Linked DNA regions of Homo sapiens: regions 1 and 2 are each linked to region 3. A link is a contact called in ENCODE Hi-C data. All regions are on one chromosome and are shown on one strand. Each heading gives the region's core, a stretch centred on a gene start or an enhancer-like site at or near the end of the contact. The rest is flanking DNA. Distances are from core to core; before and after follow the strand shown. Region 1 overlaps CDKN2B-AS1 (CDKN2B and CDKN2A antisense cis and trans regulatory RNA 1). Region 2 holds the start of IFNA16 (interferon alpha 16). Region 3 overlaps LOC107987026 (a long non-coding RNA gene).

What was found. Hi-C counts contacts between places; a loop is a spot of excess contacts on that map. Pooled maps may share reads with other maps.
Region 1: a map with no recorded cell type shows a loop between it and region 3 (1.9-fold over the local background). The contact joins two enhancer-like sites. A Hi-C loop is called at or near these places in 1 of 168 maps with a recorded cell type or tissue (CD4-positive, alpha-beta T cell) and 4 of 37 single-sample maps with no recorded cell type.
Region 2: a loop to region 3 is called in a pooled map, with 2.4 times the contacts of the local background. The contact joins the promoter of IFNA16 here to the enhancer-like site in region 3. A Hi-C loop is called at or near these places in 4 of 50 pooled maps.

The regions. Positions count from the first base shown.
Region 1 is chr9:22,051,095-22,054,378 of GRCh38, forward strand. All of the region lies in intron 6 of CDKN2B-AS1 (CDKN2B and CDKN2A antisense cis and trans regulatory RNA 1), which reads left to right. Among named protein-coding and RNA genes, the nearest start is that of CDKN2B, 43 kb to the left of the region's middle. Within about 2 kb of position 1,602, at least 5 of the 41 ENCODE cell types and tissues checked have a DNase peak (open chromatin) inside an H3K27ac peak, as active enhancers do.
Region 2 is chr9:21,216,011-21,219,243 of GRCh38, forward strand. IFNA16 (interferon alpha 16) reads right to left here and starts at 1,301. Exons shown (of 1, transcript NM_002173.3): 1 at 363-1,301. The coding sequence starts at 1,295. The coding sequence ends at 726.
Region 3 is chr9:21,708,182-21,711,711 of GRCh38, forward strand. All of the region lies in intron 1 of LOC107987026 (a long non-coding RNA gene), which reads right to left. Among named protein-coding and RNA genes, the nearest start is that of MTAP, 93 kb to the right of the region's middle. Within about 2 kb of position 1,476, at least 2 of the 41 ENCODE cell types and tissues checked have a DNase peak (open chromatin) inside an H3K27ac peak, as active enhancers do.

The DNA.
Region 1 (3,284 bases), core at 352-2,851, 340 kb after region 3:
CCATTCAACTGTAATTTCCACTCTACTTCCTGTGCAGGCCTTCCTCTGGTTTGTGGGCTGTACATTTCAGCCTGCTCCTTTAAGGGGCCCCCTGAGCTGAAAATGAAAGAGACATTTTGTTGCTTCTGCTACCTGCTTATCGTCCAATCCCAATCTCAGATTTTCTTTTTCTATTTTTTAAACCCGAGTAGCACTTTTCCAACTAGTGTGTAGTTTTTCTTTCAATTCTCTGCTCTTCACAGTAATTAAACAAGAGCTAGCCTCCTTTTCCAAATCTTGTTTTTGTAATACCTTTATTCCCAAAGAGTTATGCTTATAAGAGTAACATAAATGTGTTAAACTTGGTATTGATTTGATGATTTCATAAACCCCAGACTCCTTGAAATTCTGCAGGTTTTTGTGAAAGGACTTGCTTAAAATCTTTGCTAATCTACCTGAATTTTCTTCCAAAGGCAGTTATATACAATGTTTCTTAAAACTAATTCTCCAAATTTGCAATTTGGCAGCATCCTACTGGGACTCTAGAAGGCTGATAAATCATGGAGAGTAGGTATTCATATAGGAACTATGAAAGCTGTATGTAGTAAACACTACTTAAGAAGGCCTTACATTTCATAAAAAGTTGGAGATTTTTGTGGAGACTCATAAAATGCATCCTTTATATCAGTGAAGTTTTTGCTTCTAGGTATATTATACTCACATCGAAACACTCCAGGGATTTTGTTTTCAGCCTGCATATACCACGTATATTTATTATCTGGATAGATAAATTAGACGTATACATTTAAAGGAGTTTGCATCAGCTGCTGCTAGGAAGTTTTTCTTGTGTTAGTTAAGATCCTGTGAAACAACCCTTGACATTTCACTAGCTGCACAGTTTGTAATAAAATCCATTTTAGCCTGAGGTTAAATCATGACTGTGGTCCTCACATCATGGTGGGGGATCCTGGTGGCCAGATTAAAGGAAACTCCACATTCTCATTTCTGACTTCCCTACAACCTTGTATTAAGACCTTAATTGAAAAACTTATTGCCTCTCTCACCAAAATATTTCAAATTTTAATAGTTTCCCCCAATGAAATTACAAGTACTATTTTACTTTTTTCAGTGCCCTTGGAATTTCGAGGCTGGATGGGGGGCTTCAATGTCTGACTCATTAAGTGTTCTATATACAAAGCCCTACATGGTCCCTAGAGCATAGCAGGCATTCAGTGAATGAAATGAATGAATGAAAAGCTAGAGTCACATTTTAGTGACCTAACTGTATATTTTCAGAGTAATGTAGTGCTTAAAAAAGGACAATGATAACACGTTTCTACAAAGAGATGCATGACAGATAACACTTCTCAAGAAGAAGGAATTTAGCTTCTGTCATTTGATCTAGGTTTTCAATTACAGAAGCATTGAGAATTTCCTGTGGCTGGATAAGGGCGAATCTTTAAGGCAAGTTGAAGACCCAGGCTGCCCATGTGGACATCAATACTCCCACAGAGCACTCTTCATGAAGAAAAGTGTGGGCTTGCTGTCTTTTCATCAAAACTCGTAGAATTTGGCTGACTGCCTGGTTTATCCCAGGACATTAGTCAGCCCACAAATCCCGCATTTGTTTATTCAGTCCAGAGCAAGTGAATACTGCCATTTTCTCATCTCCTTTGTTGGCAACACTTTGTTAACCTGAATTGGGTTCTCAACATAAAATGAAGTGACTAATCTTTTGGGGGGTTCCCCCTCCCAGGTTCTTGTATGAGCAACTAAATCTACACACCACAAAGCCCCATGCTGTCATTTTTTCTCATCCTGCCCCTTTATTTTGATGATTCCACATTGTAGTTCATGAAACCAATACCTTCTAGAGTGTGGCTGAACTGGCGCCAGCATTAAGAAAAGGAGTTTCCAAACTTTTTAGTTTTGTGAGAAAATGTTAGAGGAAGAGGGAGGTTAGGTTGACTATTTATACTTATGTAATCTTCTGTGAATTTGCAGTAGTTATCACCTTGTACTCTCAAAAGTTTTCTAGCTCTGAGTATGTGAATCTGAAAGTGCAGGAAGTAGGAATCTTAGCACAAAACAACCAGTTTGGATTATCACACAATTAATATGGGACGGAGCTGGAGGATGGACCTGAACAGAATGTATATTCTTTATCACTAGGTTATTTATCTATCTACAGATGTCTAGAAAGACCTGGGCTTTTTTAGCAAACGTTTGAGAATCTAGGTTTCTAAGTTTCCATTGACCATGAAAGAGTGATTAGTTTTAGAAGACAGTTGGGGGCAACATTGTGCAAGTCAGAAGAGGGGATGAAGAAAATCATAAAGCTAAACATGTTTGCCATAGGCCCAGGCTGTTTTTCAGCATGTTTCACCTAGCAGCTTGGCAGATAATTCCCAGTGATCATTAGGTCTGTGGAAATTCTGTTTGGTTTATAAAGTTTTGGCCCTGACTATGTGTACCACTGATAACTTGTTTTTCTCTCTCTTCCCTTTTCCTCCAACTCGTAGCCAGAGCTACCTTCCAGATGACTTCTTTCTACCACTTTCTTTCTTCCCAGTGTAAGAGAATGCAAGTATATGCTGATGTTTGGAGCAAGAACATTCAAAAATTTTCTTATTAACATAACTTCTAATGGAAATACAGTATACTACTATGGTGCATACAAAGAAGAAATAGCAACATATATTTGTTTTAGACCTGATTGCTGTATTTTATTCCTTAGGTCCTCCTTGATGTCTTGTAGACCGTCACTAGCTAATTGTTACAGCCATCGAAGGAAAAAATAAGGATTTTTACTTAGGACATACGTAACAGAAAAAGAGATGGTTTAGCAAAAAAGCACAGGCTTTGCAATAAGCAGCCTTAAATTAAAAAAAAAAAAGTTAACTCATAACTAACTGTGTGACCTGGGATAAGTTACTGACCCTCTTTAGGGCTTAGGGTCCTAATCTGCAAAACGGAAATTATAATAATAACCTTAGCTAGCATTTCTTGTGCACATACTATAAGCTGGTGATAAACAATTTATACACACTATCTCATTTAATCCTCACAACAATCCTGTGAGATAGGTACTATTATCATTTCTATTTTACAGATGAAGAATCCAGACATAAGAAGTGAAGTTAAGTAACTTTCTCAAGGTCGCACAGCTACCATATGATGGAGCTGGAATGTGAATCTCTGCAGTTTGACGCCAGAGTGCATGCTCTTAGTCACTACATTTGTCTACAAATCTAAAACACGTAAGACACATAGGAGGTGCTCAGTTAGTGGTATCTATTATTAAA
Region 2 (3,233 bases), core at 51-2,550, 490 kb before region 3:
AGAGTATCTCTACTTTTACTTGCAGACATTTCTTAATCTATGTTCTGCTAAGAGGAATTCATTGTTTTTTTTTACTTCCTCACATTACAGCAGTTAGTATAACTGATATTAATTCAGCATTATTATTGTTTTTAGAAACATTTCCTGACAAAAATCAAAGATACAAGACAACAAGAACTGTATTTTTTATGTTCAAGTTTATATCCTGAAGGCAACATATAACGTGGTATAGAAAAATATATTTTTCTATAACTTGAATAAAATTATGATAGGTAACTTACTTAAATCATCTATTTTTAAGTCAGGTTATACAGTCAGGCTTGGTATTTAATCTTAAAAAATAAACAAACACAAGAAATTTTGTATAGTAAAAATTTAATGAAAAGGAAGTTAATATATTAACTAAATATGAAGAACATATATTGTTACATTAAGCAAAATGTAAAGGTACACATGATATTACATAAAACATGATTTAAACCTTAAAAATAGTTAAATAAATAAATATTTAAATAAATAGATGAATAGAGACATCAGCATGGTCATCTGTAAAGGACTAGTGCCTGCACAGGTAAACACGATGCTTCTTTACACTCCTGAAAACATTTGAAAATTTTGATTCAACTTGTGGTGGTTATAGAAGTGAGTCTTTGAAATGGAAGAACTCATGAAAGTGTGAGATGATGTATTAATCAATGAGGATCATTTCCATGTTGAATGAGTTTTCAATCCTTCCTTCTTAATCCTTTTTGCAAGTTTGTTGAAAAAGAGAAGGATCTCATGATTTCTGCTCTGACAACCTCCCAGGCACAAGGGCTGTATTTCTTCCCCATCAGATAAAGAGTGATTCTTTGAAAGTATTTCCTCACAGCCAGGATGGAGTCCTCATTCATCAGGGCAATCTCTTCCACCCCAACCTCCTGTGTCACACAGGCTTCTAGGTCATTCAGTTGCTGGAAAAGTTCAATGTAGAATTTGTCTAGGAGGGTCTCATCCCAAGCAGCAGATGAATCCTTTGTGCTGAAGAGATTGAAGGTCTGCTGGATCATCTCATGGAAGGCAGAGATGGCTTGAGCCTTCTGGAACTGGTTGCCATCAAACACCTCCTGGGGGAATCCGAAATCATATCTGTCCTTCAGGCAGGAGAAATGAGAGATTCTTCCCATTTGTGCCAGGAGTATCAAGGCCCTCCTATTACCCAGGCTGTGAGTCTGAGGCAGATCACAGCCCAGAGAACAGATGGATTTGTAGCTGAGCACCAGCACGGCCATCAGTAAAGAAAAGGACAGGGCCATTGGGATGTTGCAAATATTGCTAGGCTACTGGAGATGGGTAAACTTGAACCTTGGCCTCTAGGTTTTCTGAAGACTTTGCTCTGTGCATAGTTCTTAAATAGTGAACATACTAATTTCCATTTTCTAAATGCCCTGGTTTTACTTTCTATCTCTGTTTTTGCTTTCTTTATGCACTCTCTACATGTGTTTACATATGTTTTTCATTTTGTTCATCATTGCCTATTTTTCCCCTGCACTCAAAGACTTTTATGGTATTTTTTACTAATTGGAATCTTCATGAAATTTTAATAACACAGATTTGGCATATCTATTTATGTATACTACGTATACCTCTACTTCACAGATAAAAACTATAAAGTTTGCTCTTTTTATTCAATGTAAAGTTAAGAATGACAGAAAAGTTAAACTAAAATCTAAGTTTAAAAGCTGTTGACATATAACTTAATTTGATAAGTATATTTCTGGAATAACTTTTAGTGTAATTCATTAATGTAAATTATATTTTATCAAATTACATATGCAATATAAAAGCTATATAAATACACGTTAATATGAATGTAATTACATACTGAATCATTGAAAACTACTAAATATATGAATCAATAATTTTTTAAAATTTTTCTCATAGTGTATGAAGCTTTGAATTTTGCTTAATATGAGAAAATAATTTGTAAACTTTACTAGCTGCAGTATTCATCCAGATATTGCCAACACTTTTTTCTTTTCAGCACTTGACATAAATATTGATGTGTTGAATAACTGTACTAGAAATAAATCATATGATACAAGCTATTTGCATTGAATTCTCAAAGTCTACAAAACATCCTGAAGAACTGAGGATCAAACATAAGCAATAACCATAAGATAGTCAATGGCAGCCCAAAGGTGTGCAGGTTAAAGCCACATATTATGATAAGATTTTAAGATCAAGCAAAAATGGACAGAATGTCCTCCTATCACAGTCTTCTATTTGCCATAGGTTTGTAACACTGATCTTGCAAATATTTTGTGTATCTTCAGGAACTCAATATCAGTGCTTCTCATGTGATACAGCAGAAAATCCAATGAGAGAGATGTATATTAAGCAATGAAATTTTGTTGGACAGAGTTGTTAGAGAATCACCAACTATTGTAATGTGTTAGGTTAGTTTATACTTCGAGAACCCTTAGGAGAAGTATCACATAGACATATGTGACTTAGAATATATTATCATGTAAAGAATTAATTTTCAGAGTGGTCCTGAACTCTGACTCTACCTTTTCTTTTGCCTAAGAAGTTAGTTTGCCTTGGCCCTATAGATACTGAGTCTTTAAATGGAATGAGGTCTGCTTTAGCAAATCAGCTATTTAGTAAGTGGAGTTTTTACTAGTTTCTCATTTTTTCTTCTACTGGAAAGTGTTCAAGAATGAAGCTATTTTGCTTCCTCATGGCCATATTTGCTGGGATTGTAATAGACAATGACAAAAGTTTCCATTCAGCTTTTACTGAGAGTCAATAATGCCCATTTAGTTTACTGCTTAAACCACTGGGATTCTAGTTTTTTTAAGGTTCATGTAGATCTGGGGATACAAGTTGCAAGAGCAGCATAATATCATCCTTTGCTAGCACTATGTTAACTATTTATGGCTTCATCTCTAATCTGTCCTCTATTTTGTGATAATAGAAAATAAGTAGCCTGGTGTCAAATACAGAGTCACATATCTAATTTCAAACTCTCCAATTCACACAGTTTATAGGAATCAGACAATTTACTATTCCCAAAAGTAGGGAATAATAGCCTCTATCCCCCAAATAATCCTACAGCTTTCCTTCCCTGGATCAAATCCCCAGAATGTGTATGTGAACGGTAGATACTTGTGACATCATTTTTCCATCATTTATAAATTTCAGTTTCAAATCACGTGATAATCTTTAGATGACACTAGTAGAAAATTAGC
Region 3 (3,530 bases), core at 226-2,725:
CAGAGCCAGCTACTTCCAATATTTATTGATACATTGCTTCCTACCTGGGACCCAGTATTACTTACCTCACTCACAGATGTGGTTAACATGTACATAGCCTACTGGTCTATGTTACACTGTTTCACGTTCCAGCTGAACAATACTCCCCTTTAAGAAGCATCAGAGAACCCAAATTACTGCATGATACCTGACTCAACTTGTTCCTCTATTGTAGCATAAGATTAAAGCATTTTTTCATCGACTTCTCCCCTAACCCCCAGTCCTTCTTAATCCTCTATCTGGCTGATTCATAACAGCTGTTAAATAACTAGACATTTAGGTAAAGGCAAACTGAAGCTATAAATCAATGTGTGTGATTTAATAACCAACTCTTTCTGGCGCAGCTTGCTCATACTGTCTTGGTTTGCTTTTTTTTATGCTGACTTAAGCTGCAGCATCTGTATGAAGGGGTTTAGCACAATTGTAAATACTAATCTCCAGGCTGCCAATGTCATTACGGAAGTAGATACAAGTAAATGAAACTCACAGTACATTTCTATAGACACTGTGGGTGATTTTGAAGACATATGTATCTTCCAAGCTGTTACAATCTTCCTGAATGTGAGTATTTCTTAGGACTGTCTTCGTTGTAAACTACAGAAACCAGCATCAGCTAGTTTAAGCAGAATAGGGGAATTAGAAGGATACAGAATGTCCTAAATGTCTTACAGAATCCAGCTGCAGGGATGCAGTGGGGCCTCAGGAAGGGGCTGACACCAGAGCCTAGAAAGCCATCGAGATTTTCTCACCATTTTACCTCTCTTCCTCTCAGTCCATCTGTTCATTCCTCTTGCTGTCTATCAACTGGTTTCTTCCACGTGGCAGGCATTGGCTGGTTGTTCAGCAAATTCCTTTTTTTTCTTCTGGGGATGTAACTAGACCACATGGGCCATTAGATGTAACCACGTAGCTCACTTCTGGCTTCCACTTCAAATTCTGACCTATAAGCTCCCATGAAATTCTGTACTTTCTATCTCTCCTAATCTACCGGCAGAATGATGAAAACTAAAGCCTTGGAGGAGGTTAGGAGCCACAGGATAAAAGGAGCTTGGTCCCTGAATAACTGCATGCCCCCTGCCCTATCATCAACACCTCCCTCCTCCACCATGGACTTGATGTTACTGAGAAGTAAAGTGCTATCTGTTAAGTTCTACCTATTCCGTTAAGCTATTAAGATTTGAAGATTTATCTTCTATTGCAGTTAGTATCACTCTAAATCTTCTTTCCTTGTGTGGAAAATACGGAGCCTGTGGCTTCAGAGCTTATGCTTTACAAATACAGCCTTCTACCAACAAGAAAAAAAAAAAAGCCTTCTCTCAATTGGTCTCAATTCCAAATTTTCAAAAATCAGAGTCGGATTGAACCAGTGGGTCAACTCCTACCCTTGATACACTCAACTTTGATAAGGGAGGTTAAGTCGTCATGCACAAAGTGGCCACTAGAGGGTACACTATGTGAACATGAGTTTTAAAACCAAGACTGAGCCTTGAGTTCTTGTTTTGGCTCTGCGGCTAACTTGTTGAGTAGTCTTAATGATTGCACTTAACCACTTTAGGCATCAGTCTCCTCATATCAAAATGAGAAATTTAGATGAAGTCCTTTCCAAAATGTTTTTCTACTTTACTATTATATAATCCATAAGATTTCATACTATGCTCAGAAAACGACCCTTACACAACAAAATCAGAGTTTCCCAGAATTTTTTTTGCAGTTTAGCACAGCAATGCTCAAAGTATCACAGCACTTTTTGTGATTTCCCAAATAACTTGCTTAGTGTCCTAAGATCATAGGAATGAATAAGGTTACCATTCTAAAAGTTAATCGTGTGTTCTTTGTGAAGTACACTAATGGCTTCTTCTGCTGAACTTTCTTAAGAATTTCATAATTTTGGGATTATATAATCCTAGATTATACTATACATAATTATATACTATGCATTGATTAAGAGCACAGATTCCAGAGCTGGATTGCCTGGGTAGATCTTAAGTCTACCTTCTACTAACTGTGGGATAATATTTACTTTAGAGAGTTATTGTGGGGATTTTTTTTAAATCATACATATATGGCTCTAGCACCTAAGTGTTCAATAAATGTTTGCTTAAAAGAAGAATTTCATTTATTCTATTGTAGTTGTTTAAGTATCTGTCTACACCAATAAACTTTGAGCCCCTAAAAGCCAGATACCCAGTTTTACTGAATTTCTTGTCATTCAGACTCTAGCCTAGAGTTTAAGCACATATCTACTTAATAAATAACTTTAAATGAGTAAATGAATAAATTAATGGTATTCTCATGGAGCATTGAGTTTGCCTTACAAAAATACAAAATAATCTGTATTTTTCTCATTTTAAGTTCCTTCAATTAGTTACTTTTTTTTACAGATATTTCTTCGTAGGCCGGAGGAGCATTCCTTTATGAACAGCCTTAAGGTATGGCCATTCTTCTACTGCAAGATTGATAGCATGAGGCTACAGATTAGCATTACTTGGGGAGCTGAGGAGCTCTTTAAATATTCTGATGCCTGGGTCCCACCCAGATCTAATAAGTTAGAATCTTAGTGGTGGGGGTAGGGCGTATGCCTCAGGATATTTTTAATGCTCCCCTGGGCAGCAGTCAGGCTTGAGAACCTCTATTCTGGCTTATCTGTTTATTTTGCTGTGATATATTAAGTGTATGTTTCTTTCATTATTGTAACTTAGATTTTTTTACCCTTTCACTTGCTCATCACAGCCCATTAGGCATTGTATTACTCAGAGTTCTCCAGAGAAGCAGAACCAACAGGATGTGTGTGCTTGCGTGTGTGGGGGGGGGATATCTATGTGTGTGTGTTCATGTGTGTGTAGGCATGTGTGTGTCTGAACCAACAGGATCTGTACCACATCCTGTTAGTACACATATCTTCATACATATAAGAAGAAAGACTTACTTTAAGGAATTGGCTCACACAGTTGTGGAGGCTTGGTAAATCCAAAATCTGCAAGGGTAGACCAACAGGCTGGAGATCCAGGGAAGAGTTGCAGTTTGAGTGCAAAGGCAGGCTGCTGGCAGAGTTCCCTTTTATTCTGAGGAGTTCAGTCTTTTTCTACTAAGGCCCTAACCTGATTGAATGAGTTTCACCCACATAATGAACGGTAATTTGCTTTACTCAAATTCTACTAATTTAAATGTAAATATCATCTAAAAAACCATTACAGAAAAATCTAGAATAATGTTTGATAAAATACCTGGGTGCTGTGTGACCTAGCCAACTTGACACATACACACACATCACAAGCACTTGGGACCTCAATTTTTGCCATTTCCTCTGCTTAAAAATGTTTTCCAGTAGCTCCATGTATGCTTCAACAGGGTTTGCTTTATGATAATCTCCTTCCTGTGGTGGGGATTATGACTGCTCTCCTAACAGAAGCAGGAGAGACAAACCTGACGTGGGAGGGTTAAAAGTCTGACTCAAAGGCGCACTGTCACAATAGCCTGGGGAAGGTTCTGCA